Linked DNA regions of Homo sapiens: region 1 is linked to region 2. Evidence: read pairs that join two places in POLR2A ChIA-PET (ENCODE). Cell type or tissue: MCF 10A. All regions are shown on one strand. Each heading gives the region's core, and the rest is flanking DNA. Links, peaks and the distances in the headings are about the cores only. Region 1 overlaps VTI1B (vesicle transport through interaction with t-SNAREs 1B). Region 2 overlaps PLEKHH1 (pleckstrin homology, MyTH4 and FERM domain containing H1).

Evidence for each region. ChIA-PET counts read pairs that join two places held together with the same protein. Peaks named below come from ENCODE experiments on the same cell type or tissue, not always from the same donor. Only the 100,000 strongest peaks of a DNase experiment are listed, where the experiment ranks them.
Region 1: POLR2A ChIA-PET joins it to region 2 with 7 read pairs; 4 of 35 experiments call an interaction of 5 or more read pairs at or near these places.

What each region holds. Positions count from the first base shown.
Region 1 is chr14:67,653,111-67,669,195 of GRCh38, forward strand. It overlaps VTI1B (vesicle transport through interaction with t-SNAREs 1B), which reads right to left. Exons shown (of 6, transcript NM_006370.3): 2 at 9,367-9,425; 3 at 6,621-6,812; 4 at 3,306-3,479; 5 at 327-388. It also overlaps a transcript of GPHN not described here and the pseudogene RNA5SP386. Among named protein-coding and RNA genes, the nearest start is that of VTI1B, 13 kb to the right of the region's middle. RefSeq lists silencers at 15,545-15,674, 15,685-15,734. In MCF 10A, for the core only: no CTCF peak of the experiment used is centred there; no DNase peak of the experiment used is centred there.
Region 2 is chr14:67,553,454-67,569,538 of GRCh38, forward strand. It overlaps PLEKHH1 (pleckstrin homology, MyTH4 and FERM domain containing H1), which reads left to right. Exons shown (of 29, transcript NM_020715.3): 3 at 2,372-2,434; 4 at 3,816-3,965; 5 at 6,155-6,238; 6 at 8,501-8,582; 7 at 8,684-9,441; 8 at 15,685-15,763. It also overlaps a transcript of GPHN not described here. Among named protein-coding and RNA genes, the nearest start is that of PLEKHH1, 28 kb to the left of the region's middle. RefSeq lists enhancers at 3,238-4,437, 5,797-6,298, 6,299-6,798. In MCF 10A, for the core only: no CTCF peak of the experiment used is centred there; DNase peaks (open chromatin) are centred at 13,738 and 14,398.

The DNA.
Region 1 (16,085 bases), core at 4,725-7,224, 92 kb after region 2:
AGGAATAGGAAGCTGTTATTCCCATGTGTTGCCTTCTCTAAAGAACATCAGCTGTGATTAAATGTCCTTTCAGTGGAGAAATTTTTCACTGCTCCAAGTCAAAGCAGTATATACTTTTAACAAATGATTTTATCCTGAGTTATTTAATTATCCAAGACCATATTCCTTAGCGTCTTTATTCTGGTCTGCTGGGTGGTACTGAGTATACAGGGACTATGCGTCAACTGCTGAGGTGCTTTATGAGGACCTTTGTAAGTCACTATTTTAAGCTTTTTGGTTGAAAGCCACTGAGTTAAGAGAAATTTCATGACTTTAATAAAACTTACTTTCTGGACATTGAACGGAGAATCTTCCGACTTTTGCTCAAGTTTTCACTTGTGTTTACCAGCTGAGAAGAGAAAATAGTGATTATTTCCCTCTTTAAAAAGTATACTCTGTACAATTGAATATCCCTAGATTAACAGTAGGCATTAAGGGATATATGTTGAAAAATTCCAAGAAATCAAGCCAATTTAAATGATGGCCTTTGAGTGTAAGTAGAAGAACCTGGAAAGGACAAGATATTTTAGTACTCATCAAGTAGGCTTAAGAATCATCTTCCCAGGTTGCTGCTGGGGATGGACTCCTGAGACTGAGCTAATCTTCTACCGTGGCTACTCCAAAAGGGAAGGCTTCAAGTGTAGCCAGCAGACTGGCCAGCCAGTGACTGTAGAGCAACTTAAGATTTGAATTTCATCAGCCAAATTCCAGGACAGCCTCTTGAGTTGGCATTTGTTTTTGTAGGCTGGTCTGTTACTGCTTTTGGGATCTGGTTTTTTTCTTTACCCTCTTAAGAGACAGTTACATTGAACTGTGAAAAGAATTAACCTCCATGGAACTTTCAACTGCTTGCTACTAATCTGGACAGCTGGAGGATATTTCACCTCCAGCAGATGGCTACTTGCCATCTGTTCCCATTCCCCAGTGGCCTTGGTAAGCTGACCTCTCAGCTCGTTCCTTGGCTTTTATTTATTTGAAACAGGGTCTCACTCCGTCACTCAGGCTGGAGTGCAGTGCTGCAATCGCAGCTCACTGCAGCCTCGACCTCCCAGGCTCAAGCAATAACCCCACATGTCCCCAAGTAGCTGGGATCACAGGTGCACGCCACCACACCCTGCTCCTTTTTTTGATTTTTAGTAGAGATGAGGTCTCGCTATAGAGATGAGGTCTCGCTCTAGAGATGAGGTCTCGCTATGTTGCCCAGGCTGGTTTCAAACTCCTAGGCTCAAGCCATCCTCCCACCTCAGCCTCCCAAAGTGCTAAAATTACAGGTGTAAGCCCGGCCTCCTTGGCTTTTAAATTCAACCAATCTACCTGGTATGTTCAAAAACCAAAACCCACACAATCTGTAAGCAAGTTACATTCTCCATAGCTTGCCTTGAATGTAGTACTTTATTGTGAATTTTCACTGAAGAGGGCAGGGCATTACTCTGACTTAATGGAGAACTGAAGCTATTAAGAAAATCTACTCAAATCTTCACACTGAGCTAGTATTTTCCTGTCCAAATCTTGGCCACAGTATGTTTTTCAAATTGATTTGCCTTCTGCTATTAAGAATACAGCATTCCATTGGTAAATTGTACCAATTAAAAAATTTTGCCCGGGCGCAGTGGCTCACGCTTATAATTCTAGCACTTTGGGAGGCTGAGGCGGGCAGATCATGAGGTTAAGAGATCGAGACCATCCTTGCTAAAATGGTGAAACCCCGTCTCTACTAAAAATACGAAAAATTAGCCGGGTGTGGTGGCAGACGCCTGTAGTCCCAGCTACTCGGGAGGCCGAGGCAGGAGAATGGCATGAACCTGGGAGGCGGAGCTTGCAGCGAGCCGAGATTGCGCCACTGCACTCCAGCCTGGGCGACAGAGCAAGACTCCATCTCAAAAAAAAAAAAAAAAAAAAAAAAATTCCAGCTGGGCACAGTGGCTCATGCCTGTAATCCTAGCGCTTTGGGAGGCCAAGGTGGAATGATTGCTTGAGCCCAGGAGTTCGAGAGCAACTTTGGCAACATAATGAGACCCCGTTTTTACAAAAAATTAAAACAATTAGCCAGGCACAGTAGCACATGCCTGTATCGCAGCTACACATGAGGATCACTTGAGCCCAGGAGTTTGAAGCTACAGTAAGTTAAAATTGCACTGCTGCACTCCAGCCTGGGTGACAGAGCAAGACCCTGTCTCTAAAAAACTAAAAAATTCCTATGTAGGTTAACTCATTTATGGAAAGGAAAAAATAAATGAGTTATTTTTCTGAGGCTCTCAGAGTGACAGCAGACTAGAGATCCCTGATATAGTCATCATTTGATTTAAATATTTGTTTTCTTTCCACAATGATCCAGCTTACCTTACTGGATAATCCTTAGACATTTTTTTCCCTATTACTTTTTTTTTTTTACTTTTACTTACATAACAGTAAAGGGTTATAGTCCAGGATTGAAGCATAATTTATAAATCTATAAACTGTGGTACTATTTTATGAAATCTGGAAAACAGCCTTGGCTCTAAATAACAGGATATAAGCAGATGATGTTTTCGTAAGAATAGCAGAATACCCTATTAGATGTGTGAGAAATTAAAATCTCAGATTGGAAGCTTTGAATCCTTAAGTGCCTTTTGACATATTATTTCTCTTGCCAAAGAGAGAATGCAGCCACTTTATCCTTATTAATTTCTGTAATCTTGTAAGTGTAGAAATCAGGTCCTTCCATCTTTTTTTCCCCTCACTGAAGCAAAAATTTCCAGTGATGTCTAAATCTTAGGGGTAAAATTGCTTCTAAGGGACATCTCTCAGCCAAGCAAACTAAAAATTGAGCAAAGCGGCCGGGCACAGTGGCTCACGCCTATAATCCTAGCACTTTGGGAGGCCGGAGCAGGTGGATCACCTGAAGTTAGGAGTTCGAGACCAGCCTGGCCAACATGGCGAAACCCCATCTCTACTAAAAATACAAACATTAGCTAGGCATGGTGGCGCATGCCTGTAATCCCAGCTACTCAGGAGGCTGAGGCAAGAGAATCGCTTGAACCCAGGATGCGGAGGTTGCAGCAAGTGGAGATCACGCCACTGCACTCCAGCCTGGGTGACACAGTGAGACTCTATCTCAAAAAAAAAAAAAAAATTAATAAATAAAAATTGAGAAAAGCATAAGAACTTAAAAAAGACTATTCCCTGAATACAGAACTGCTGTAGCTTTTGGCCTTAGTACGGTTTCCAGGTGCAGTGGCCCCCTAATTACCCCATACTTGCCCCTTTCCCTGTCTGCCCAGACTTACTCTACTCTTGGTACGTTCTAACTGGTCTCGTTGTTCCCCCAGCTCTTCTATGATTTCTGAGCCAATCTGGTCAGTCTCTGTGGCAATCCGATGAGAACGTTCAATACTTTGGGTGGCCCGGTTCAGGCTTTCAGTGCCCTGCAGAAGCATTGCCCTTTGAGACTGTAGCCGATTCTGAAAGAAGTATGGAAGAGAAATGTTAGACTTTTTCCATTATAAATTCATTGCCAGCATATTCCTCATCACCTTCCCCATGTTAGAAGGGATATAGTGAGCAATAATTTTCATTCCTTTTAAGACAGAACCAAAGAAGCTAATGATTCTTTTCAAGGTCACAGACTAAAGCAGGACCTGAAATCCAATCAATAGGATCACAATACCCCCACTCCACTGCCTTTTACACTTACGCGAGGCAAGGAAAGATGGATTAAAAATACTGGAGCACTTTCCCTGTGTTTGTAATGAATCTGAACTGGTCCATGTGCCTCCTGGACTATCAACTTCTGAAAGGTGGCAGCCCAGATGTGGGAGCTACCTGATAATGCATATAGCCTGTAACTTCGATAGTGCTATGGGCAAACCAACTAAACTCTGCAGCCCTAGAAAAAGGTTAATTCACTGAAGATTCCCACTAGACTGGTACTGAGGATTGACGGACCATGAATAAGCTATTCTGTTCTTCGTTTTAAGCCTCCAGCACCTGGTATTTCCAGGTGGTCTCCCATCCAAGTACTAACCTGGCCTGACTCACTTGGCTTCTGAGATCAGGCAGGTTCAGAGTGGTATTGCCTAGATGACTACATTCTTCTTTTTCAGCTTCTAAAGAAAGCATGTAGAAGTCTGAGACACTACCACATTCTGGAAAAAACGTATGTGGTTACCCTCTTGGTGAGCCCCAGAAAGAACTTCACCTAAGGTCAAACAAAAAACCTTGAGCCTGCCACACTGGGGGTGATTTGGTCTCAGGGAAATTAGTATCTGGGGCTTGAGCAAGCTTCCCCACCTGCCCTAATTTCTCAACTGCCCTAATTTTCTAAATCCCCACCGAAGTTTTACTCCACCTGTAATCCTAAATACAGACAGCAGGAAGAAAAAAGTAGCCTTGTCAGGCCAGAATTAACAACCACTGACAGAAACGGAGGCAGCTCCAAGTTCTTAGCTGTTCAAAGCACGCGCGCGCGTGCACACACACACACACACACACACACCCAAAATCAAAAGGGACCCAGCTCACAGAGGCCTAGTACAGAGCAAGTGACCACTGGCAGTAGGACCATCAAGGAGCCAAAAGATTGGCTCCCAGAACAGAAGTAGCAAGGAGCATTTTCTTTCTTTCTTTTTTTTTTTTTTTTTGAGACAGTCTCGCTCTGTCGCCCGGGCTGGAGTGGAGTGGCAAGATCTCAGCTCACTGCAGCCTCTGCCTCCCGGGCACAAGCAATTCTGCTGCCTCAGCCTCCCAAGTAACTGGGATTACAGGCACCCGCCACCACGCCCAGCTAATTTTTGTATTTTTAGTAGAGACAGGGTTTCACCATGTTGGCCAGGCTGGTCTCGAACTCCTGACCTCAGGTGATCCACCAGCCTCAGCCTCCCAAGGTGCTGGGATTACAGGCGTAAGCCACTGTGCCCGGCGCTCTGTAGCATTTTCACTTAATAAATGGCATACAGACCAGTAGACGAGGAAACCACTGAATGAGGTTCAAATAAAACCAGTTAGGTTAGCGCAAAGGAAGAAGGAAAAAGGTTTTCAAAATAAAAGATGCAGATTTTCAACTGAGTAGGCTAAAAAATGACTAAGAAAAGATCAGATCACATAAATGAACTTCAGACAGATTTGGAACAATACTTTTTCTGAAGGTATGGATACCTAAATTATGTTTTAATAATTTCTGAAACTCGCCAGGCGTGGTGGGTCATGCCTGTAATCCCAGCACTTTGGGAGGCCGAGACGGGTGGATCACAAGGTCAGGAGATGGAGATCATCCTGGCTAACACGGTGAAACCCCGTCTCTACTAAAAGTACAAAAAAAAATTAGCCGGGCGTGGTGGTGGGCGCCTGTAGTCCCAGCTACTTGGGAGGCTGAGGCAGGAGAATGGAGTGAACCCGGGAGGTGGAGCTTGCAGTGAGCCGAGATTGCGCCACTGCACTCCAGCCTGGGTGACAGAGCGAGACTCCGTCTCAAAAAAAATAATAATAATTTCTGAAACTCATAATTTTAAAGCAAAATTGTTTGGACTTCCTCCCCAACTTTGGCAACATGACTAAAGTCACTTTTACAACTCCCACTTTAACCAGCTCCACCTGCCTGCCTGTTTCCAGTCTCCCTTTACAAGTGATCTTCTGTCAGCTTCTAATCTGTGATAATCCCTCGCGCATCCATTTGAAAATTTTAAGTACTTCATTCTCAAGGGATCTAGTTTTGGCATCAGCAATGTCAAGCCAATATCATCCTGAATATCTCTTAAACTATAATCAGGATGCATCGTGAAACAGGATTTGTTTAAAATTGTAGTATGAGCCTTTCAGTCTGCACTGGTGGGCCCCTTTCCATTTCTCTGCCATGCTACTTGCCAGAGAATTTCTACTTTGTGTTGTGTTTGTGGAAGACAGACCAAATGCAGCACATTTAATCTTTCAGACGTTTTATTCCTTTAACGATCTAGCTGCTCTAGATGGTTTCAGAATACAGATGTTCAATTAGTCCAATTTTATAAATCAGAATCCTGAAAGCTAGAGAGGGAGTCTTGCTCACTTTCTATTACCACAGAATAAAATGATAAAAAGCTCCTTCTCGAGAAGCGCCCTGCATTGGCTACTGTATCTCAGTTGCTGGGCCATCTTGACATTAAGGTAAAGGAAAGCTTGGATTGATTTTGTAACAATATTCTGATAAATTAGAAACCTAACTGAATTTTCCAGGCATACCTGAGAAAGTGATTCTAAAATTTATATGAGAGAATAAAAAAGATCAAGGAGAAAAGAAATTAGATCAATGAGTCAGAATCCAGATAATAAGAATAGGTAACATTTACATTCTACTACATACAAAGCACTGTTTTTTTTTTATTATAAGACTGTATTATATTAAGGATAAAAAGAAATCTAAATATGCATATAGTTCGAAAGGCCTGCCTTAAATAGAGCAGATACCAAGGGGTAACAGGAACTGGATGCAGAAAAGAGGATAAGGGTGAAAAAAATGAAACAAGAGTCTAGTATACACTGATAACATGAAATACCCCAACAATATAGTTAATTTTTGTACCACAGGCCCTTAAAGGAAAAAAAAAACAAACAAAACAGCTAAAACTTACCATATGCTCATTCTCTACAGCATATATGCCATATTTCATGTCTCCTCGGCCTCCAGGTGTGGCTGTCAAAGGTGTGCTTCTCACCTCCCGATGGAGTTTAGCAAGGTCCTTCCGGTAGTTTCGAAGCTTAGACATCATGGGGTTTCGGAAAGACAGGGGTGCATAACGTAGCTCCTCCTCCATCTCTGCCAGCTGGGAAGGCAGAAAGTAGTGAGCAGATAGCCTGGTTCTTCCCTCACTCATTTGGAAATATGCCTAGTTTGGACTAATCAAACTACTTATTTATTTGGACTACACCAAGTAAATAACCATATGCTCCATGAGGCAGGGACCATGTCTGGCATGTTCCCCTCATTCTGAATGCCTTGCATAGTGCCCAGCAAGCACAGAGCAGGCATTCGAGTATATGAACTGAATGAATGAATGGAAAAACAGAAGTACTTTATAGCTTACTAAACACTTTTATATACATTCTCCATTTAATCCTCACAACAAATCAATAAGGTAGGAAATGCTCCATTTCATATATAAGACTTAAAGAAACCTCTGAAGATCGCACAAAAAGGAGTCCGGGCCAGGCACAGTGGCTCAAACCTGTAATCCTGGCACTTTGGGAAGCCGAGGCAGGAGGATCACTTGAGCACAGCCTGGGCAACATAGCAAGACCTCATCTCTATATATATATAAAAAATTAAACAGAAAAGGAGTCAGGATTCAAAATCTTCAAATTCTCTCAGCTCTCTTCAATATACCAAGTTTTTAGCCTGGTATGATTGAACATTGCCATCAAGAAGTGCTTTGAAGTCTACTGTATTAAAAATGATAGGGGTCTGGCATCAGGGTTCTTCCCTTCTCCTGCTCCTCTTTCTGAAAATCAATTAAGTTTGTCTCCATGTCAGAGAGAACAGGGGCCTACCCAGAGCAGTCTGCTTTAGGGGAATCAGACTTCCATTTTTCTGGGGTAAGTAAAATGTAACACCTGGACACATCCACAAGAGGCCCTAAATTATTTTCATCTGCCTGGAATGGGCAGCATAGGATTATTACTTTTGCTGAGTTTGGAGAAAACAAGTATCTGAGCATCAAACAAATCAGTAGCAGCTAGAAGATTTTAAAAATGCTACCAAGGTATTAACTGAAACAGGAGAATGGCTACAAACAGGTATCATGGATATGCCCAGCTGTACACAGGTATTAAGAAAAGCTCCCAGTACTCCCATTAGGAAGAAGATAGTTCCCACAGTCTAGTGGCCTGGTCTTTCTTAAAACAGATGCAAAACAGAGAAAAGGATGCAGATGTGCTTCCTTCTCAGAACTTCATTGGGATAAGTGGGAAATTGAAACACTGATCTTCAACAAGCAAGAAGGAAGTTCGCTGGCCAAAAGAGAATTTTTTCTCCATCTGCTCTCGGGTAGCAAATACAGGGCCAACTATTTCTGCGGAGTACTAGCAGCGACCAGAATTTTGGCCCCAATCTTAATGAGTTTGCTGAAGCTAGAGTATGATGAGATGGAGTCAAAGGACTCTTGCTTCTATAGGGCTAGAGCAAAAAAAAAAAAAAAAAAAAAGTTTTTTTTTTTTAAAGAAAAGCCACAGGTGAAGAGAAGCAGTTGTTAAACTGTTCAGTAAACGGAACCAACTTCTGACAAACTTTGGGTACCAACTGAGACTCATGCATGTCTTGCCTGAGGTACCAACTCCAGCTCCTATGTTGTCTCTTAAGACAGAAAGGGACATGGTTAGAATTACCTCTAAACTACATTTTCTGTGACAGTAGGTTTAACAAAGAACAGTAACCTTTTTTTTTTTTTTTTTTTTTTGAGGCAGGTCTCACTCTGTCACCCAGACTGGAGTGCAGTGGTGCAACTGTGGCTAACCACATGCTTGACCTCCCAGGCTGAAGTGATCTCCCACCTCAGCCTCCTGAGTAGCTGGGTCCAGAGGCATGCACCACCAAACCTCGGTAATTTTTTTTTGTTTGGTAGAGATGGGGGGTCTCCCTATGTCGCCCAGGCTGGTCTTGAACTTCTGGCCTCAAGTGATCCTCCCACCTTGGCATCTCAAAGTGTTGGGATTGCAAGCGTGAGCCACCGCACTGACCAGTAACCTATCTTAATGGCCAGCTCTTAAAAACAGATTTTAGGCCAGGCACGGTGGCTCATGCCTTGTAATCCCTGTACTTTGGGAGGCCGAGGCGGGCAGATCATGAGGTCAGGAGATCGAGACCATCCTGGCTAACACGGTGAAACCCCATCTCTACTGAAAATACAAAAAAACAGCCAGGTGTGGTGGCGCCCACCTGTATTCCCAGCTACTTGGGAGGCTGAGGCAGGAGAATGGTGTGAACCCGGGAGGTGGAGCTTGCAGTGAGCCGAGACTGTGCCACTGCACTCCAGCTTGGGCAACAGAGCGAGACTCTGTCTCAAAACAAACAACAACAACAACAACAAAAAAAAAAACAACAGATTTTAAAAGACTGCTTGGGTAAAAGTATGAGAATGCCCTTACTACTCACATCAGCAATATATTACCAAAGAGTCACATTTCAGGAGCATCTTCAGGCTTCACCCATTTGTTTGCCAAACCCCCTCAACAACCATCCCCATCAACTGGCTTCATTTAGTAAGAAATAGTCAAAATCAAGATCAATGGACAGGAACAGTTAATTTGTGATCAGCTCATAGCATTACTTCTGGAAAAGACCAACACCAGGTAGAAGAAACAAAATTTGTTCCTTGTTCTCACCGTTTCATTTGCTTCCTGTTGCTTTTCATCAAAATCCCTGATCAATTTCTTCTTTTCTTCTAGAAAAGATAGATAAGTTTCAAATGCTTATTACTGTTTCCACACATTTGTAAAGGCCATTCCCTCTGCTTCGAATAAGCTTCCTATGGCAGGGCCTGGTGGCTCATGCCTGTAATCCCAGCACTTTGGGAGGCCAAGGCAGGTGGATCACAAGGTCAGGAGTTCAAGACCACCCTGGCCAACCTGGTGAAACCCCATCTCTACTAACGATACAAAAATTAGCCGGGCGTGGTGGCAGGCACCTGTAATCTCAGCTACTTGGGAGGCAGAGGTAGAGAAATGCTTGAACCCAGGAGGTGGAAGTGGCAATGAGCCGAGATTGCGCCATTGCACTCCAGCCTGGGCAATAGAGCAAGACTCTGTCTCAAAAAAAAAAAAAAAAAAAGAATGTTTACCAATAGTGACTCTCTGAAACCCCTCACCACTCCCACAGTGAACCACTTCTATGTTAACTCGTACACTACTTTTCTGCAAAATAAAAATTCCACCTACTCGGCTTGCTGAGAGGCTGTCTGGTGTGGTGCTTGTTTTTCTCTGGGTGTGGCACCGGCAATGACTTGAACGATGAGAACGTTATTCATTCCCCTTTCAGCCTTTCCCATTCTGTCCCTTTGGTTGAGTGTATCTTTAATACCTAAAAATTACTAATCTCCCCTTTGAACAAAAATAGAACAGGCTTCAGCTTCAAAACAAACATCTAACTAAAACAGTATTGTCTTAATTGTATTTTCTGATAGTTTATACTACAGGTTTTCCATCTAAAATATGATAGCAAGTTTCATTTTTAAATAACATTGTTTTAAATAAATGTATTTTACATGAAATAAGTTGACATAAAGAAAATGTAAGTGACAAGGCTGGGCACGGTGACTCACGCCTGTAATCCCAGCAATTTGGGAGGCCGAGGCGGGCGGATCATGAGGTCAGGAGATCGAGACCATCCTGCCTAACACGGTGAAACCCCATCTCTACTAAAAAATACAAAAAATTAGCCTGGTGTGGTGGTGGGCGCCTGTATTCCCAGCTACTCAGGAGGCTGAGGCAGGAGAATGGTGTGAACCCAGGAGGCGGAGCTTGCAGTGAGCCAAGATTGTGCCACTGCACTCCAGCCTGGGCGACAGAGGGAGACTCCATTTCAAAATAAATAAATAAATAAATAAAATGTAAGTGACAGTAATAATGATACTTGCGGATGGCAAAAATTATGAAGGTGGTACCAGAATGCTGTCACCTGGTAAACATTTGTATGGGGGAAAGGCATACAAGCACCTTTTCTGGTTAGTCAGCGGGGTGAGGTTCTGGTGCCAGGTTCGGGCCTGCCTCAGCATGTAAACTTAGATAATTTCCTTCATTTCTTTGGGACCTCACATTCTCCTTCATTGACTACAAAATGAGGAAGTAGGTCATTCCCTTATATCTAACAAGCAAAAATTAGCTCCTTTTAAGAGGAGCTTGATTTTTTAAAAAAATTTATACATCCAAATGACTGTTCTCCCTGGAAATCTACACATAATCTACTTATCACCATAAAGTTACCATCATTTACAATGTTTGTTTGTTTGTTTCAAGACAGAGTCTCACTGGTCACCTAGGCTGGCAAAATACATGTAATATAAAATTTACCATTTTGACCATTTGTGAGGGTATAGCTTAGTGGCTAGGTACATTCACACCGTTGTGGAGCCATCACCACTAACTGTTCTCCAGAACTTGTTTATCCTCTCAAACTGAAATTCCGTACCCATCAAATACCTCCCCATTCTATGAATTTCACTACTCCAGGTACACCATTAAGTGGAATCATACAATATTTGTCCTTTGTGTTTAGCTTATTTCACTTAGCACAAAGTCAAGGTTCATCTATGCTGTTGCACGTATGGGGATATGGCCTTTTAAAGCTATGTATTTTTCAATGTGACTCCTAAACACAAGCCAGCAGCACTTCCACCAACTAAAGAGCAATTTTTTTTTTTTTCTTGAGACAGAGTCTTGCTCTGTCTCCCAGGCTGGAGTGCAGTGGCTCGGTCTCGGTTCACTGCAACCTCCACCTCCCAGGTTCAAGCGATTCTCTTGCCTCAGCCTCCCGAGCAGCTGGGGTTACAGGCACCCACCACCATGCCCGGCTAATTTTTTTACATTTTTAATAAAGACAGGGTTTTGCCATGTTGGCCAGTCTGGTCTCAAACTCCTGACCTCAAGTGATCCATCCACCTCAGCCTTTCCGCTGCAAAAGAGAACAGATGAGCCGGGCTTATGGAGAAATGGCATGTGGGTATTCAGTTGCTGTCCTGAGATTTTCTTAGATGATTTGTCTACTCTGATTTTCATCTTAAGACCTGGCTTTTTTTGAGACTGTGTCTCACTCTGTTGCCCAGGCTGGAGTGCCGTGGCGTCATCTCAGCTCACTGCAAACTCCAACTCCTGGGTTCAAGTGATTCTCATGCCTCAGCCTCCTGAGTGGTGGGGTTACAGGAGTGCACCACCACAACCAGATAATTTTTCTATTTTTTGGTAGAGAGGGGGTTTAACCATGTTGGCCAGGCTGGCCTTGTGTGGTCCACCCATCTCGGCCTCCCAAAGTGCTGGGATAACAGGTGTGAGCTAGTGCACCCGGCCAAGCCCTGACTTTTGAACCCAATCCTACATAAGATGTAATGTCACTGTAATGCTTTATATGGATTTACATTTTGTTAATCACAACAGCATCTAATGTCAGTTATATCTTTTTTTTTTTTTTTTTTTGAGACAGTCTCACTCAGGCTGGAGTGAAGTGGCATGATTACGGCTCACTGCAGCCTCGACCTCCCAGGCTGAAGCAATCCTCCCACCTGCTCAAGCAATTCTCCTGCCTCATCCTCCCAAGTAACTGAGACTACAGGTGCAGGTTACCACACACAGCTAATTTTTTTTTTGGTAGAGATGGGGCCTCACTATGTTGCCTAAGCTGGTCTTGACTCCTGGGCTCAGGCAATCCTCGACCTCAGCCTACCAAAGTGTTGGGACTACAGGTGTGAGCCACCACACCTGTCCTTGTATCCCACTTTTTAAGTGACCATAAATCATTTTGGATGCGTATATTCTATAATCTCAACTTGAGACCAAGTTCCTCTGAAACATGGAAATTTATTTTGTCATTTTTACTGTGCCATAGATCCTAGAACTATAAACCTCCTTAGATGTGGCTACTGCCTGAAAGGGCAAATGACAACACACCCTTTACTATGTCTCATTCATTGTTGTGTGCCACCCCCTTAATATACACAAGATACTTCAGACAATTTTCTCCATACCACTCACAAAACCCATGGCTGTTTGTTGTTTAAAAAAAGGTAGAGGAAGGTTCACCATGGCAAATGGTATGACTCTTGACCATCTATGATGTAACTGAAATGAGCACCAAGGCAGCTATTACTGTTCCTGAGGGGGATGTGTTCTTAGCTACCAGTACTGAAATAATACCGACAGTCAAAAACGGCTACTTCCATGGAGCAGTATTGTATTATTTTGTAATAAGCTGTCCCAAAAGTGCTGAGCATCATCACTGCTCTGAGTCAGCACATCTCCAAACTCAGGCATGCTCACTCCTGATCCAAGCCAGACAGTAAGAAGCAGTACTGTACACATATGTACATTCCCTTCCTAGCTCCTTCCTTTCCTAGACTTTTCTACAACTGTGTTTAGTCATAAATTCTCCTCCTTTATTCTTCCTTTGTTAATGGGTATGAAAATCCGCATTCTCAAGAGGCAAATTCTAGAATGATTCCAGGAATGTAACTACATAAATGAAAGGGGGAGAAGAAGACCACAGAACCTCTCTCCTTTCACTAACTTCTGTGTGCTAGAATATTCCATTTCCTACCTGATTTCATAAAACACATTTCCTCTTATAAGTGCTCTATAACAACATACTTTTACAGAACTTCACTACATTTATGAGATCCTTTCTGGACTTCTAAGATTTAAAACAAAACAAAACAGAAACCTTTGAAATCATTTCTTGTGATGATAAAGCCAGGGAGGCAGATAATTCAAGAGACTGATCTCTACCCAACTGAGAGGGATCAATAGCAGCTTTTTAAAAATTCTTTAGGCTCAGAATTATGAAACCAATGAATGCTAGAGCTAGGATGTACCTCAGCGATCATCTAGTCTAACTTCCTGCCTTTACCACTGAGGACACTAGACCCTGGAGAAACTGAGTGCCTGCCCCACAGTCATTGGAACAGCAAATGTATGGCAGCACTAGTTCTGGAATGCAAGTGTGCTGACTCCCAGTCCAAGGCTTTTCTGTATATTAAACAACTGTATACTGTATACAACTGAGGGGCATTTTTGTGCTCCCAGAGTATAGCCTTTAACAACTGGTAAAATCTGTTGAAAAAACAAAAAACCTCTTCCTCTTTTTAGGGAGTTAGAATTGATGCTACAATCAACTACAAACAGCAAGGTGGCATCCTGGGGAGAATGGGCACCATGAACAAGAATGAACCACTTCAAATACCACTATCCCCCACCCCACAAGCCTGCCCAAATCAGTCACATGTGAGGGACTCTCTGGGACCAACTCTGTCTCCTTTGGGAAACTGGGTGGATGCTGACATGGAGTAAAATGGAAACAGACAGCTCTGAAAAACAGCACTACAGAAAGCCTACCTTAATGTTTGACCAAGGTGGGCAGCCTCTCTTCCTTATGGGGATTTGAATTTCCAGCCCAAGAATGCCTAATCTTGGCCCTTTAAAGTTGTGGAAACAACTTCAGTTTCACCAGCTCATAAATATGTGGTTACTTTGCTTTTGGTGCCTCACTGTGGCAAAATGGAGGACTTACACCCTTTATTTGTACACCGTGACAGCTGACTAGATCCCACACCATACAAGAGTTAAAAGCAACAGAGATCCCTCTCAACCAACCTGTTTCCTCATCTGCAAATAGGGACTATAAGACTACTGACCTTGTAAGGGTTGTTTGAAAGGGTTAAAAGAAATAATACACATAACATTCACTTAGCAAGTGCCAAATATAATAAGGGCTCAATAAATAGAAACCACCATTGTTTCTGAAAGTAAATACTTAGGAAGAACCTAAGAGCAAAAACCAAATTCAGTAGAAAATATGAGGAGTTAGAGGCCAGGCGCGGTGGCTCACGCCTGTAATCCCTGCACTTTGGGAGGCCGAGGCGGGCGGATCACGAGGTCAGGAGATCGAGACCATCCTGGGTGACACAGTGAAACCCTGTCTCTACTAAAAATACAAAAACTTAGCCCGGCGTGGTGGTGGGCGCCTGTAGTCCCAGCTACTCGGGAGGCTGAGGCAGAAGAATGGCGTGAACCCGGAAGGCAGAAGTTGCAGTGAGCCGAGATCGCGCCACTGCACTCCAGCCTGGGTGAAAGAGCAACACTCCATCTCAAAAAACAAAAAACAAACAAACAAAAAAAATGAGGAGTTAGAATAGTTAAAATTCTACAGTCTGTAAGTAATTGGTGTTTATCGGCCAGCTGATTATAGTACTCCATAGTGACTATTTTTTCTGGCTCTGAAAATAATAGGGTCTTGTGTTATACATACTGATCTAAATGATTTAAAATGGAAAACTTTCAATATTTTTATGATACACGTTAAGACATATGGAGAGATGTCTTCAGGTATGACAAAACCAAAACTAGAAATCATGACCACAGGCATTTAACATTGATTAGATTAAGAAATTATAGCACATTATAGTACTCTGAGGTAATTGGAGAGACCTCTTCAGAGGTTGTAAAACCAAGAGTAGAAATTATGGCCATAGGTATTTAATGAAATATTAAATGGATTAATAATTATTGTAAGTGGTAATGGACAGTTACACAAAAACTTCCTAAAACAGGACACATTGTCTCTAGTATCATTCAAAGGCAGAAAGTGAATGGAGACTGTACTTTGGAGAAATACAGTTTTTGTTGTTTTAATAGGTGGAATATACCCATTTTTAAAGTAATGAAAATGTGGACAACAGAATAGAAATAAATCACAATCATATATCAATATTTTCTTTCCAACAATTCACACATTCCATCATCCAATAGGTATCTATGAAGCACCTAGTCTGTGCTAGGCACTGTTCTGGTACTTAGGAAACACAGTGAAAAAAAGACAACATTGAGCTTATATTCTAGCTCAGTGGCTTTCACACTTAGCCTTCATCAGAAACCCCCTGGAGGGCTGTGAAAACACACTGCTTGTTAAAACTTTCTGATTCAATAGGTCTGGGGTGGGGCCTGAGAATTTGCATTTCTAACAAGTTCCCAAATGATGCTGATGCAGCTGGTTCATGGACCACAATGAAACCACTGTCCTAGTGAAAGGAAGACAAACAATATACTGTAAATATCATAAATGTGGAAAGTGTCTAATATGTCAGAAAATAAGTACTCTGGAAAAAAAAAGGTAAGAATAGTTGTATACAGGGCTGGTATTCTTAATTTTCATTTAAATAAAATGGCTAGTAGCTCTATTATCAGGCAGTATTCTAAGGACTTTACATATATTAACTCATTTACTCCTCACAAAAACCCTGTGAAGTAGATACTATGATTTATCCCCATTTGGCAGGAAAAACTAATTGGGTTAAAGTAACCTGTCCAAGGTCACACTGCTACTAGAAGGTGAATTTAAACTC
Region 2 (16,085 bases), core at 12,296-14,795:
AGAACTGAAGGAACTATCCAGCAATCATGACTTGGTGAGGTTTGTGCACCTTCTCCAGGGCACCTCCCTGGCTCCAGCCTCTGATCTCTTGATTCCAGATTCCTGGAGAGAGAGAATCTGGCTGGTCCAGTTAGGTCTGGTGTCAAAGAGGGAAGGGTTATGCAGTACCAACACTGGGGGCCACCACTATGTATCAACCAACCCCCCACCACCAAGGAGAATTCCTTTTGCACTGGGCAACCACCCCTATAAACATAATATTGATTTATGCTGTGCTGTTATCTGCCCCGTGGCTGCATGGCAACTGTGTGAAGGTCAAGGAACTCCTCTGGGACAGGCCTGAGGACTGTTTGACTTAGGACAGTCCATCTGGCTCAAACCGATGCCTGAAACTGACCAGAACCAACCCACCCACTCAGCTTCCATCTAGAGGTTTCAGTAGTGTTACCGCAAGAGAGGAAGGAAAGAAGGGATGTGGGTATCCTTGGCTTGAACACGTGAATGCCTGTCAGAGGGGGCCCTATCCATGGGAGCACCAGGGCATTTTTGTCCCATATGGGTTGTAAGTCTTGAGTTTTACTTGGGATCTTCGGATGAGCATAACTCTAACTCTCTGTCCAAGGGAATGTGCCCCGAAAGCATCTGTGTCTCCCCAGTCCCAGAAAGGAGAAAAAAATGGATGAGGGAAGGCCACCCTGAGCAAAGAGATCCCCCAGGTTCCCAAATATGAACTACTGCTTCCATGTAACTTTCCTCTCACTGTCTAGCAGCAGGCTGGGGGGTCCTGCTCATCTACCTTTTAATTAAGGAAAGCAGAATTTCAGCTGAGAGATTGGGAAAGAGAGAAGGATTGATCAGTTCACTGGTAAATATCAGCTAGGGTCCAGGCTGAAGGGAGAAGGTTGAGTAGCCAGAGAAGAGGCCAAATCCTTAGAGAGGAGGTTGGGCTGGAACTTGGGAAGTGAGGGGCACTGGGCCTGTCCAGCCTCGTGGAAGGCGTGGCTGGGATGCAACGCCTCTGGGACATGTATGATGCATATGTGTTACTCTGGGACAAGGCAGGCTGGGGAAGGAAGCAGCAGCCCCAGCTAGGCTTGGCACATGGTGTTAGACATGAGAGCGGGATGCATGAATTTGCTCTGCTTCTGCGGGTCCTCCATGTGATGATGTCCAATTGGGCAGCACACGGTGGTGCCCTGGCAGGGGAAGAATGGGAGCTGACATCTAACGCACACTTCACTTGCCAAGCCATGAGCTTGAGAAGCTGCAAAGAGATGCCATGTAGGCTGTGGGCTCGTGAGCAGCTCTTTAGTCTTCAGCTTAGGTCTGGTCCCTGAAGAGCCTCCACGTACAAGAACTTCAGTCCCTTTGCTTGGGCCACTTGGTGTAATATCCAGAATTTCCATGCTCCTCAGCCTTGAGTGACATGCCTCTACTGGCAGCAAGACAGAATTTTTACTTTTTTAAATTTTTTTTTGAGACAGGACCTTGCTGTGTCACCCAGGCTGGAGTGCAGTGGTGCCATCTCAGCTCACTACAGCTTCAACCTCCCAGGCTCAAGTGATCCGCCTGCCTCAGCCTCCTGAGTAGCTGGGACTACAGGCGCACACCGCCACGCTCAGCTAATTAAAAAAGAAAAATTTTAGTAGAGATGAGGTCTTGATATGTTGCCCAGGCTGGTCTTGAACTCCAGGGCTCAAGTGATCTTCCCGCCTTAGGCTTCCAAAGTGCTGGGATTACAGGCATGAGCCACTGTGACCAGCTCGCAAGATAGAATTTTGAAAAATGTATCTTGAGCCTCTCTTTCTCTTTCTAGTTCTTTAAGATTCAAGAAATCAAATAAGGTGATAGCCCTGAAGCCCTTACAGGCAGAGGTGCCCTCGACTGTGGGTGAGGAGGTATTCATCCCCAACCAGTGAGATATTCTGAGTGGGGAGAAGTGTTTTCTATCGATGACACAGGGTGGGCCCTATGGGAGCAGCAGCATGGCCCCACCTTCGACCCAATGCTGAGAGGAAAGGGGCCTCAGGAAGGGGAGACTGAAGCCAGGACAGGGTGGGATGCTCAGGAAGAATGACAGTGGAGCTGCTGCCCTCCCCGGACACCCTCCATCAGGACAAAAGAGCTGGGCCTCCACTCCCTCAGTAGAGAGGACAGCAGCCACGGGCTCTTCACCTGCCCCATGAACTCAGGATTAGGGAGCTGAGAGTTGCCTTGAAAATCCTTACCCTGACACTCTCGAGCCACTTGAGATGGGCACTTGAAGTCTGGCCTGTGTGCAGTGTGTGCACAGTTCTCTAAAGTGGCCTTGATGCCGTGTTCACAGTAGGGACATGGCACCTACATCTCCCCTTTCTCTCTGGCCAAGCAGATGCAGGAGCTGGAGCAGAGGCTGCTGGAGGCAGAGCAGAGAGCAGAGAACGCTGAGACCCAGGTAACCAGGGGAGGGGATCGGCGGGAATATGCAGGGGAATGACCGTCGGCCCTTCCAGGCCCTTCCCACGGACACAGGTGGACACATACATCACCAGCAGTACTGTGTTATACCTGAACAAATGAGTGTGCGTGGAGCTTTCTGTGGGAGTAGAGTCTCTGGGTAAAGATCAGTGTAGCAAGTGGGCATAGTAGTCCAAATAGGCTAGACTATGCTGTGGTAACAAATTAAGTCTGAAGTCTCAGTGGTTTATCACATTTAGTTCTCACTCGTGGAACCTGTCCATTGAGGGTTAGCCAGTGATTCCGCTTCCACAGTCACTCAGGAATCCAGGTTAAAGGAGGCTTGCCTATCTTATAGCTGGACCACTTGGAATGCGCAGCCTTCTTGGTTGCCATGGCAAGGAAAGAAAGCTGGATGTATTTTTTATTAGAGATGGGGTCTTGCTATGTTGCCCAGGCTGGTCTCAAACTGCTGGGCTCAAGCTATCCACCTACCTCAGCCTCCCAAAGTGCTGAGATTACAGGCGTGAGCCACTGTGCCTAGCCTTATTTATTTATTTTATTTTTTAAATAGAGACAGGATCTCACTATTTGCCCAGGCTGGTCTTGAACTCCTGGGGTTTAAGCAGTCCTCCTGCCTCAACCTCCCAAAGTGCTGGGATTACAGGTATGAGCCACCACACCCACCCTGCACCAGCTTTTAAATACTTAAGCCCAGCGGGGTGTGACGGTATGCACCTATGGTCCCAGCTACTTGGGAGGCTGAGGCGAGAGGATCTCTTGACATCAGGAGTTTGAATCTAGCCTGGGCAATATAGCAAGATCTTATCTGTTTTAAAAAAATTTTAAATAAATATATACATACATACATACTTGAGTCTAGAAATGATGCACCATTTCCACTTGGACCCCATTGGTTGGATCAATGACATGGCTCCATCTAGCTGCAGAAGGGTTGAGAAATATGGGTCAGCACATGGCTGTCCAGTGAACAGTAAATATCTCTACCACGGTGGGGTTGGGACAGTTGCTCTCCTAGGCTGTTTGTCCTGCCCAACTCATTCCTCCTGGGATCCACAGAGGTCAATGGCACAAGACCCAGCTGCTTTTTCCACTTATCGTCTCCTCTGCCCTCCTCTTACCTATCTCTCCATTACTAACTATGACCTAGAGTGGCCAAAATGAGTTTCTTCTTTGTCAGTCCTTCTTTTGCTCAGATTGGAACTTAATTGAATTAATTGGCTCAGACTGCCCTGGGTAAGGGCTGTGCCTGGGAGTCACAGCCTGGGGCATCAGACGGTGTCCCATCCCACGTTACTGGCCACTGCACACCCCGTGTGAGTGATGGGAAGACACTATGAGATCATTGTACTTTTCAGGTGGGTGTCATGGAAGAGAAGGTAAAACTATCCAATCTGAAGAATGTGGACTCTGAGGGGAGCCTGCACCGGAAATACCAAGAATTGCTGAAAGCCATAAAGGGCAAAGATGAGCTCATCAGCCAGCTAGAGGCTCAGCTGGAGAAGCAGGTAAGGGCTCATGCGCAAGGGAGCACCATGCCCTCTTCGACATCTGTACTGCTGGCCCCCAGCTTCCTGAGCTGTTCCGCTCAAGCCCTCTAGTGCTGGGGAACTCGCTCCCTCCTGAGCCTATTCTTTTATGTGAAAATTTAATTATAGGAAGGACTGTTCCTCCCACATCTGCTCATTAGAAGCCAGGCAGGGGATAGAGTAGAAAAAGGAGCTTGGAGGCAGACTGATCTGGGTGTGAAGCCCACCTCTAGCACCTGCTGCCTCTGACAGTGGGCAAAGTGTTTAAGTCACTGATTCTTATTTTACACATTTATAAAAGAAGGGTGGAAACACCTCATAGAGCTGCTGGGAGAGGCAACCTATGTGACCTGTGCCTAGTGTCAGGCACGTGGTCAGTACTTGGTAAGGAGAACTTTTCTTTCTCCATTCTGGCCTTGTCGTGCCCTGCCAAGATGAGATACTTGATACTTGGCTGTAGTATGATCAGAGCTGCACAGAGCTGGATGGTCAGTCGTGGCCAGCTGGTTGCCCAAAGTTTCTTAGTGAAGCTGAAGAGGCAGAGACCAAAGTTGTTGCCTCCTCAGAAAACCAGGGTCTTCCCTTCTGAGCACATGGGAGCCCAGGAGAGGCCACTGCCCAGCATTTCAGCTCCACTTGGCACCTTTGCTCCTGAGAGGACTTCTGGAACATCTACCTGCCAGTTCCTGTGTCCTGCCTTCTCCCCTTCACAATCTCACCAACTCCATCCCAGTTCTGTCCCTTTCCTCTGCCACTGGCCTTACCTACCCAGCTTTCCCCTCGTGCCAGAATGCCATCATTTCCAACTAAACACCCCACAGTCTGGACAGATGACTTTTAATTTCCTACACATGCCTTCTCCATGTAGGAGAAGCCGATCCTGGTGGTGCCTTCCAACCATAATGGGCAGATTCATGTTTACCCATCAGCATTAACCCAATAGGCCCTTAATGGAGGTGCCTTTGTATGCTGTGGGGTACCATGTGCTCCTGAAAATTGATGGAAGAATAGAATTTTGACACATGGAATCTCTGATCAATTCTTCCATTGATTTTAGACATACCTTCTCTTCTGAGTAGCTCATAGTTAGAAGTGGCAGCATCTTGGGGGTTGGTGGACAAAATGACTCCTGCTAAAGCTCCTTAGGTCAGAAAAAAGGTCATTTTACAATTGGAATCAGTAGGTCAATCTCATAAAAGAAAAGGCACTGTTTTGTGAGTCAAGAGACCTGGTTTTAGTCCCAGCTGTGCCATGAATGGACAGAGGCAAGTCACTTCTTGCCATAGCCTTAGTTGCCACAGAAGCACAAAGACAATATCAAACCAGGTCAGGGTTGGCCGACTTTTTCTGTAAAGTCCAGGTAGTAACTATTTTATGTTTTGTGGGCCACAGGTCTCTGTTGCAACTGGTCAAAGCTGCTGTTGTAACATGGAAGCAGCCACAGATAATACGTAAATGAATGAGCATGGCTGTATTACAATGCAACTTTATTTACAAAAACAGGTCTGGGTGGGGGCAAGCAGGTGGAGGACTGGATGTGGCCTGAAGGCCATTGTTTGCCACACCTTAAACTAGATGACCTTTAAGGTCCTTCCAGCTCTGAAATACTGAGAGTCTGACGTTGTCTGATGCTGGGATTATAGGCATGAGCCACCATGCCCAGCCAGGCTGCTCCTCTTCAGATGCCAACCTTTTCAATCATCTCCTCTTTTGACTACTTTGATGGAAATACCTCAGTTATCTGCAATTTTGCCTTATTTTTTTGTTTTTTAACTATAAAGGTAACACATGCTTATAGTTAAAAATAAAAAAACGGCCAGAGGAGTATAAAATGACAAGTCACCTCTCTCTCCCTCCCCAGTCCTTGATTTCTACTCCTCACTATTAACTTTGCTTGCATATGGAGGCACAGCGTTCTCCTTCCATGTCAGGGATATGCCGCGTTTATTCAGCCAACCCCTTCGTGGTGAACACTTAGACTATTTCCAGTTTTGAGTTTTTAAATTTTGTGTTACCTTATCAAATAATATTTCAACAAACGATTTCTGCTCACTGGCTTTGCGAGGTCAGTGGCACGCACACTTGGCCTTTCTTGGGGTTTCCCACCTCCAGTCAGTCACTCTCCTGGTGATTGTTGGGATTAACGGAAGGCCCTCTCTTTCTTGCAGAAGCAGATGAGGGCAGAGGAAGCAAAAACTGTTCAAGAAAAAGCTGCAAAGATCAAGGAATGGGTGACACTCAAGTTGGCAAAGGTGGGTTGGAAACTCATCTTGGAGGCCTGCCAGAGGCATGGCTGGGCCTGCCCTGACCCCCGGAGTTTCCTGCCCCCTACTGTCTAGGGTGCCTCGGCTGACCTTCATTCTGTCCAGCACTTGTTTTGCATTCAGCCTCCATGCTGAGACACCGTAGTTCACTTCCCCTTTCCTTTTGTCTTGGTTGGGTCTCCCTGGAGCTCCTGACTAGCTTGGTGCTGGATTTAAGTTTGCGAGAAGGAATGTGTCTCACTTCTGAAAAGCCCCCTCAGTTTCTTTCTAGGAAGCCCACACAGGCCAGTGTCCACTCTCTCCACTTTCTCTTTTATTTTTATTTATTTATTTATTTATTGGAGACAGAGTCTCGCTCTCTCGCCCAGGCTGGAGTGTAGTGGCGCAATCTCGGCTTACCGCAACCTCCGCCTCCCGGGTTCAACCGATTCTCGTGCCTCAGCCTCCCTGAGTAGCTGGGGTTACAGGCACGCACCACCATGCCCAGCTAATTTTTGTATTTTTAGTAGAGACAGGTTTCACCATGTTGGCCAGGCTGGTCTCGAACTCCTGACCTCAGGTGATTCACCCACCTCGGCCTCCCAAAGTGCTGGGATTAAAGGAGGGAACCACCGTGCCCTGCTACTTTCTCTTCCATCCTCTTCATTCTTTTTAACTATTTGTGTGTGTGTGGTAAAATATACATAAAATGTACCATTTAAGTGTACAATTCAGCAATTCAGTGGCATTAAGTACATTCACAGTGTTGTGCAGCCATCACTGCTATCTATGTCTAAAATTTTTCCAAACAGAAACTCTGTACCTGCTAAACACTAACTTCCCATTCTCTCTTCCCCCATCGCCTGGTAACCTCTATTCCACCTTCCCTCTCTATCTATCCATTTTTGTAGTTTATCACGTGCTGTACCTTTATTTAGGAAACTCAGGACTTGAAGCTACAGTGCTATCACCAACAGACAGAAAACAACCTCCTTCTAAATAAAAGGAGTGGGAATTGCAGTTTGGAAAAGGATGAACATATATCTTTTTTTTTTTTTTTTTTTTGAGACGGAGTCTCGCTCTTGTTTCCCAGGCTGGAGTGCAATGGCACAATATCGGCTCTCTGCAACCTCTGCCTCCTGGGTTCAAGCAATTCTCCTGCCTCAGCCTCCTGAGTAGCTGGGATTACAGGCACACGCCACCACGCCTGGCTAATTTTTGTACTTTTGGTAGAGACGGGGTTTCGTTATGTTGGCCAGGCTAGTCTTGAACTCCTGACCTCAGGTGATCTGCCCGCCTCAGCCTCCCAAAGTGCTAGGATTACGGGTGTGAGCCACCACACCCGGCTGACAAACATACATCTTTTCCTCTGTCCTCACACAAGTGGTTCACACCTGCAGGAGGGTATCAGCTCATTTGGCCTCCTATCCCCTTCTTTGGATGTACATCTCAGGTCACCTGCTAGACTGCAAGTTCTTGGAGACAGAACTGATGCCTGGCTTACCTGCGTATTCTCACAGTCCCAACCCTTGCTAAAAGATACTCAATAAAAGTGTGTTGGACTTAATTTAAAGGAAAATGCAGGCTGGGGGCAGTGGCTCACACCTGTAGTCCCAGCAGCACTTTGGGAGACCTAGGCGGGTGGATTGCTCGACACTAGGAGTTTGAGACCAACCTGGCCAACATGGCAAATCTCTGTCTCTACAAAAAATACAAAAATTAGCCGGGCATAGTGGCGTGCACCTGTAGTCCCAGCTACTCGGGAGGCTGAGGTGGGAGGCTAAGGTGGGAGGATGGTTTGAGCCCTGGTGGCAGAGGTTGCAGTGAGCCAAGATTGCACCACTGCACTCCAGCCTGGGTGATAGAGCCAGACCTTGTCTCAGAAAAGAAAAGAATATGCAGCAGCCACGCTCAGTGGCACATGCCTGTAATCCCAGCACTCTGGGAGGCTGAGGTGGGCAGATCGTTTGAGTCCAGGAATTTGGGACCAGCCTGGGCAACATAGCGAGAGCTTGTCTCTACAAAAAAATAAACGAAATTAACTGGGCCTGGTGGTGTGTGTCTATGGTCCCAGCTACTCAGGAGGCTGAGGTGGGAGGATCAGTTGGGCCTGGGAGGTCAAGGCTGCAGTGAGCCAAAATTGCTCCACTGCAATTCAGTCTGGCCAACAGAGCAAGACCCTGTCTCAAAAAAAAAAAAAAAAAGAATTGAAAAAATACATCTAAACCTGTAGGCTGGGTGTCCTAAATCTTCATTTTTCTTTTTGCTCAGCTTGAGATGGAGAATCAGCATCTGAAAAGCCATAATCAGCGCCTGGTGGAGCAGGTGGGATCCCTTCAAGATGCGCTAGAAGGTAGGCAGGCCAGGGTGTGCAGGTGTGCAGTACGTGTGTTTGGTGGGTATGGGGCTGAGCTACGGGAGCTCTCAATGTGACTGTTTTTACCCGAATCACAGCTATTCAGATAGCTCCTTCACGGAAGCTGCTGGTGCCCCCCTACGGAGCTGCAGAGCAGGATTCTGTCCCTTCAGAGCCGGGAATCCAGCCTATGGGCCAGGACAGTGGCTCCCAGGCCCAGGGTCTGAAGGCAGCTGTGCTTGCACCTTCCCCAGGTGCCCTGCAGAGCAAGGACTCTGTTTCTGAAGCAGCAAGCCCCTTGGAGGATTCTAGTTCCAGCACGGTCCATTCTGGGGAAACAGTAGAGGCCAAGCCCCTTCAACCTCATCTGGGAAGAGAGAGCCCTCCCCACCAGCCATGCATGAAGCTTCTTACCTTCAGATGTAGTTCAGCTTCCTGGGGTGAGGGTCTGGTTACTGCTCAGAGAGGGATGCTCCCTGGGACAAAGACCTCTGCCAGGGAAGGTGGTCCTGGCAGCAGTCTGACCCTACCAAAGGTGCGGGCTCCTGGCACCCCGCGGGACAGCATCCAGTTGGCCAAAAGGCACCACAGCCAGCCCCAGGTGGGCCATGGGCACTTTGGCCGTGTGGTGAACATTGAGACTGAGGCCTTCTCAGCCCTCCACCCCTCTGGCCTTCCTGAGCTGGAGTCCCGAGCTAGGTCCCGGGAGGAACCAGAGAAGATGGAGATGGAGGAGCCACCCCCAGCAGGGAAGAATGAGGAAAGAGAGAGCCCAAAGGCCCTTGGAGCTGAGCTGGAGGAAGTGGAGCTGGGTAACAAGCCACCTACACCCCCGCTGCACCAGTTTTCATCCTGGGTAAGAGGCAACCTCCGGGCTGGGCAGAGGAGCAGAGCTAATGGCAAGAACACTGCTGGCTGAGCACAGCCATGCACTGAGCAGGAGAGGAGGCTGCTGGCATCCTCATGGTGGCCCTGGCAGGCAGGTACCATGGAGCCTGTGCAGACCACACAACCAGTGAGGGTCAGCGCCAGAATTCAGAATGATGTGAATGGCGGTTGGCTGTCATTTCCTGAGTGCTCACCGTGCACCATACATTGAGCTGGGTGCCCTGCATACCTTTTCTCATTTAATCTTTGTGAGTCTTTCAGGTGGTCTGGTATGATGGTCAAGAGCATAGGCCCCAGAAGCAAACCACTAGGGTTGAACTGTTAACTACGTGACCTTGGACATGTTACTGAACCTCTGTGCCTCAGCTTCCCTGTCTATAAAATGGGGATAATAGTACCTACTTTATAGGGTTGTTGTGAAAGTACTTACAGTAGTGGTTCACAGTAGGTGGTAGGTAAGTGTTGGCTATTTTTCTTTCTTTGTTTTTCTTTTTCTTTTCTTTTTTTTGGGGGGTGGGGGTGAGGGGGCAGAGTTTCACTCTTACTGCCCAGGCTGGAGTGCAATAGCATGATCTTGGCTCACTGTAACCTCTGCCTCCTGGGTTCAATCAATTCTCCCGCCTCAGCCTCCCAAGTAGCTGGGATTACAGGCATGCACCACCACGCCCAGCTAATTTTGTATTTTTAGTAGAGGCAGGGTTTCACCATGTTGGTCAGGCTGGCCTCAAACTCCTGACCTCAGGTGATCCACCCTCTTGGGCCTCCCAAAGTGCTGGGATTGTAAGTATGAGCCACTGAGCCTGGCTTTTTTTTTTTTTTTTTTTCGAGACAGAGTCTTGCTCTGTCACCCAGGCTGAAGTGCAGTAGCACGGTCTCGGCTCACTGCAACCTCCGCCTCCCAGGTTCAAGTGGTACTCCCACCTCAGCCTCCCAAGTAGCTGGAATTACAGGTGTGTGCCACCATGCCCGGCTAACTGTTTTTTTTTTTTTTCTGAGACAGAGTCTTGCTCTGTTGCCCAGGCTGGAGTGCAGTGGCACAATCTCAGCTCACTGGAAGCTCTGCCTCCCAGTTTCACGCCATTTTCCTGCCTCAGCCTCCCAAGTAGCTGGGACCACAGGCACCTGCCACCACGCCCGGCCAATTTTTTGTATTTTTAGTAGAGACGGGGTTTCACCATGTTAGCCAGGATGGTCTCGATCTCCTGACCTCGTGATCCGCCCGCCTCAGCCTCCCAAAGTGTAATTTTTATATTTTTAGTAGAGTCGGGGTTTCACCATGTTGGCCAGGCTAGTCTCAAAGTCCTGACCTCAAGTGATTCACCTGCCTAGGCCTCTCAATGTGCTGGGATTATAGGCAACTGCGCCAGGCCAGCTTCCTTACTTGTAACATTGGATAAAATGTCTTGATATCTGTCTGGTAGAAATACTTCAGAAGCAATGATCTGGTTGGTGGCCAAGGGTGGGGACACAGATGAAGCATGACTGGCCACACATCATTAACCTTTGCCAAGCTGGGCGATGGGCACGTGAGATCATTCTTTTTTTAACTGAGACAGGGTTTTACTCTGTCGCCCAGGCTGGAGTGCAGTGGCGCAATATTGGCTCACTGCAACCTCTGCCTCCTGGGCTCAAGCAATCCTCCTACTTCAGCCTTCTAAGTAGCTGGGACTACAGGCATGCACCACCATGCCTGGCTAATTTTTGTATTTTTAGTAGAGACAGGGTTTCACTATGTTGGCCAGGCTGACATTTTTTTTTTCTTTTCCTTTTTTTTTTTTGAGACAGAGTCTTGCTCAGTCTTGCCCAGGCTGGAGTGCAATGGTGCAATCATGGCTCACTGCAGCCTCAACTTCCCGGGCTCAAGCAATTCTCCCACCTCAGCCTCCCGAGTAGCTGGCACTACAGGCATGCACCACCATGCCCAGCTATTTTTTAATTTTTTGTGGAGATGGGCTAACACTATGCTGTTGCCCTGGCTGGTCTCGAACTCCCAGGCTCAGGTGGTCCTCCCACCTTGACCTCCCAAAGTGCTGGGATTACGGGTGTGAGCCACTGTGTCTGGCCCTGTACCTGACATTTTCCATGATAAAAAGTTAAAATAAAAATGAGACAGGCTATAAAAATGACATTTCACAGGTCACTAGTGAAAATGGCATGTGGGTATTAAGGGCTTCGCACGGAGCCTGTGGGAAGGGCTCCTTTCCTTGCAAGGAGTAAGGTGTGGTTTCTCCCTTTTACAGGTCAGGAAACCACTGTTCCCCACAGACTTAGGTACTTGCCCAAGGTCATGTAGTAGTTAGTGAGGGAGCCAGGCTTTATTTATTTATTTACTTGAGAGACGGTGTCTTGCTCTGTCACTCAGGCTGGAGTGCAGTGGCACAATCACAGTCCACTGCAGCCTTGTACTCCTGGACTCAAGGGATCTTTCCACCCCAGCCTTCTGAGCAGCTGGGACTACAGGTGCACACCACCACACCTGGCTAATTTTTTAAATTTTTTGTAGGGATGGAGTATCCCTATGTTGCCCAGGCTAGTCTCAAACTCCTGGCCTCAAGTGATCCTCCTTTGTCAGCCATAAGAGCCACCTTACCCGGTCTGAGAGCCAGGCTTTAAATGTAGTTCCAGCTGCTTTGAAGCCCAGCTCTCACATTCCAGCTGTACTTCCTCTTAAGGGACATTGCCAGAGCTAAGGTCAGTCTTTGATTCATGGGCAGACATCCCCTCCACAGATGCTGCTGGGGTGTGTAGCAGTACCATGGGGGACAGCTAAGCGTTGGCTCCTGGCAGCAGGAGGAATGAGGTCACTTGGGAGAGGGGGTGACATCAGGGTGGACTCACCCCACACCACTGCTCGGGAGACCTGTATTTCCAGCAGTAACTCCCAGGGCCTCCTTTTGAAATGCTGGTTCAAATCCGGGCTCAGTAGCTTATGCCTGTAATCCCAGCACTTTGGGAGGCTGAGGCAGGCAGATCACTTGAGGTCAGGAGTTCGAGACCAGCCTGGCCAACATGGCGAAACCCCATCTCTACTAAAAATACAAAAATTATTTGGGCATGGTGGTGCACGCCTATAGTCTGGCTGCTCGGGAGCCTGAGGCAGTAGAATCGCTTGAACCCAGGAGGCGAAGGTTGCAGTGAGCTGAGATTGCGCCACTGCACTCCAGCCTGGGCGACAGAGGAGACGATCTCCAAAACAAAACAAAGAAATGCTGGTTCGGGAGGCACACAGCCCTAGACTTTTGGGCTATATCCTTGGCAGTGACTGTTGATCAGCTTCTGGTTGTTTCAAGGACACCTGTAAGACTGGAGACCCAGTTGAGCCAAGAGTGGGGCACATCAGGAAGACTAGGGGATGGAAAAGCACTGGTCCCCCTGGGCTGCTGGCTCTCTTCTTGCTCTGGAGTCCAAATGCAGAGGTTGGGAGCAGGAAGTAGTCAGGCAAGGAATGTGCAGCTGCTACCAGAGAGAAGCGTTGCTCACTTTGCCATTTTGCCAAAATACAGCCATTCACTGTGATAGCTTAAGAGTAGGTCTTGAGCCGGGTACAGTGGCTCACACCTGTAATCCCAGCACTTTGGGAGGCAGAAGCAGGTAGACTGCTTGAACTCAGAAGTTCAAGACCAACCTGGGCAACACGGCGAAACCCCATGTCTACCAAAAAAGATACAAAAATTAGCTGAGCATGGTGGCACATGCCGGTAGTCCCAGCTACTCAGGAGGCTTAAGTGGAAGTTAAGTTTGAGCCCAGGGAGGTGAAGGTTGCCATGAGTCAAGATCTTGCCACTGTACTCCAGCCTGAGTGACAGAGCCAGACCCTGTCTTGAAAAAAAAAAAAAAAAGAGTGGGTCTTCTCTATCTGAACAGGTTAAGTGTATGTGTGTGAGAGAGAGGGTGGAGGAGGAGAGGAGGAATGGGGAGACGAGGAGTTATTGTCTCCTCTTATTCTGTATAGAAAATATATCAGATGACGTTCTCCCCAGGAACCTCAGCTGAACTCTGGTGATGAAGGTATTAAGGGGATTAAGGTATTAAGGGGCAGCGTCAGGTCTTCCCACAGAACCTCCCTGCCCCCAGCTAGGCCCCAAGGACCCAAGAATCAGCCAAAAGAATGTAAGGAGATCTCATCCTGTTTGCAATCCCCTTTGTAACTTGCTCCTGGGGAAAACAAGACACAATGCTAGCTCCTTCCCAGGCCCCTGAGGCATGATCACTCGTGTTCCGTGTTCCGGGGAGAGCTTAAGAAATCACAGTGGCCAGAAGCCCAGCCTCTCTCTCTCCCAGGCAGGACCAATGGGGCAGTAACCATCTGGGGAGGGCGGTGGGGGAATGAAATGTCAGAGAACATTTCTCAATCTGACGGTGTGAGAAATACTTATGTATCTTAGAGTTTGGAAAGCCCTTTTTTCAGTTAATCCTTAAAACAACCTTGTGAGTTAGGCATTAGATAACATTTTGTCAAACAGTCATAGGTTTCGTTTTACCTAAATCCTTCAAACTTCAGTTTCATTTCCTCTGCAAAGTTAGAGGCTTGTCCTTGGTTAAATTCCATGACCACTCTGGGCAGAAATAATCCTTTTTATGCCGAATTTTACTTGGGCTCGATGTATCTGCCCTACACGAGCACAGAAACTCCCTGCCCTGCTGCAGGGCCCTCCTTGGCATCCTTCCTCACCGCCCCTCTGTCTCCTGCCGCCCCTCCAGTGATCTCAGCGTCTCATGGCAGCACTCATCAGCTCTGCCCTCTCTCCTCCCAGTTGTCCCAGGGCTGCTGCTCCCCTCTGGGATGACACCCTGATAGGCACCCACCTCCCTTCCAATGCCATCTCCTAGCCCATCTGACCCCACCAGGTGACAGCACATCTAGCTACCTCCCTGAGCCAACAGGGCATTCCTCCAAAGGCTGGTCAACCTTCCCTCGTCAGCCTTGGTGACTCACGTCACCTTTGTTTTCCTTTAGGCTCAGTGGAGCAAACAGATCCAGAAGGTGCAGGGAACCCTGTGGGTTGTTTATGAGCAGTCAGGGCCATTAGGAAAAGCTCCTTTGGCCTGTGGCCTACTTCAGACCCAGGGGCCCCCTCAGGACGGGCATTCTCCCAGTGTCTTCTGCATGGGGGTGCTGGAGTCCTGTTGGGCTAAATAGGCTTTGTAGATTGGCCCTGAAGCCTAGCCATGATATGACATTATTCCTGCAGGGGAAAAAACGTGCCCTAAGTTCCCACATATGTTCATCACAGCACTACTCACAATAGCAAAGACATGGAATCAACCCAATGCCCATCAATGGTAGACTGGATAAAGAAAATGTGGTACATATACACCATGGAATACCGTGCAGCCATAAACAGGAATGAGGTCATGTCCTTTGCAGGGACATAAATGGAGCTGGAAGCCATTATCTTCAGCAAACTAACGTAGGAACAAGAAAACCAAACATTGCATGTTCTCACTTACAAGTGGGAGCTGGACAATGAGAACACATGGACACAGGGAGGGGAACATACTTAGTGGGGCCTGTCAGTGGATGGTGGCGGTGGGGGAGTATTAGGGAAAAGAGCTAAAGCATGCTGGGATTAATACCTAGGTGATGGGTTGTTAGGTGCAGTAGACCACCATGACACACGTTTACCTACATAAAAACCTGCACATCTTGCATACGTACCCTGGAACTTAAAAAACAAACAAATTATTTTTTAAAAAAAGAAACAATAGAGAATTTTTTAAAAATGTGCCCTAAGTTCCAAACAACTGGCTTACAAAAGAGCCCTTGTCGTGTGGCCGCAGTGGCTTCCTCATTACCAATATCCCCAACTTCTGGGGGTTAGATCTTGAGACCCAAGGGTCTCTAAAACGGGTAGGATTCAGAGCAACAGTTTACTGACCCATCTTCTCTTGAACCTCCTTTGCCCCAAAGGTGAAGGGTGGAGGCAAGAGAGGGAACTGTTGGGCACTGATTATATTCCAGGTGTTAAATGCTTATGTTAAGTATTTCATTGATTCTCACAGCAGCCTGAAAGGTAAGTATTATTACCTCCATTTAGAGCAGAGGAAAATGAGTCTCAGAAATGAAGTAACTTGCCCAAGATTTGTTAGCCAGTCACTGCCCCCCACAGGTCTGCCCACCCCCAAAGCCATGCTTTTTCCTGCACATGCCTGGAGGGGGTGGGATGGGCATCATGCCGGGCCCTGAGCTTCCTGAGACCTCTTGTTTCAGGAGAGCCGGATCTATGCTGTGGCCACATCGGGCATGCGGCTCTCAGATATGTCTCCCAGAAGTAATACTGCATGCTGCGGTGAGTTCCAAGTGAGGCTTGGAGGCACCAAACACCCAAGGTGGGCAGGGTGGGCAAGCGGGGAGGAGAAGACTCCAAGCAACACCCAGGGCCAGGGTTGGCTGGCCTACCCTGTTCCCCTCCCCAGCAGGTGAAGTTCAGGTGAAATCACAGCAAGTCCCACCTAGGAGGGAAAGGGAAGTCGTACAGGTTCAGCCCATCACAGGAAAGTAGCCAGTCACAGAGCTGGAAGGGATCTGAGAGGGGGCCTCCAGCCCAGCCTCCCACCTGCACAGGCTTCGCTTCTGCAGTGCCAGGGCCGTGGGTGGGAGGAGCCACAAGT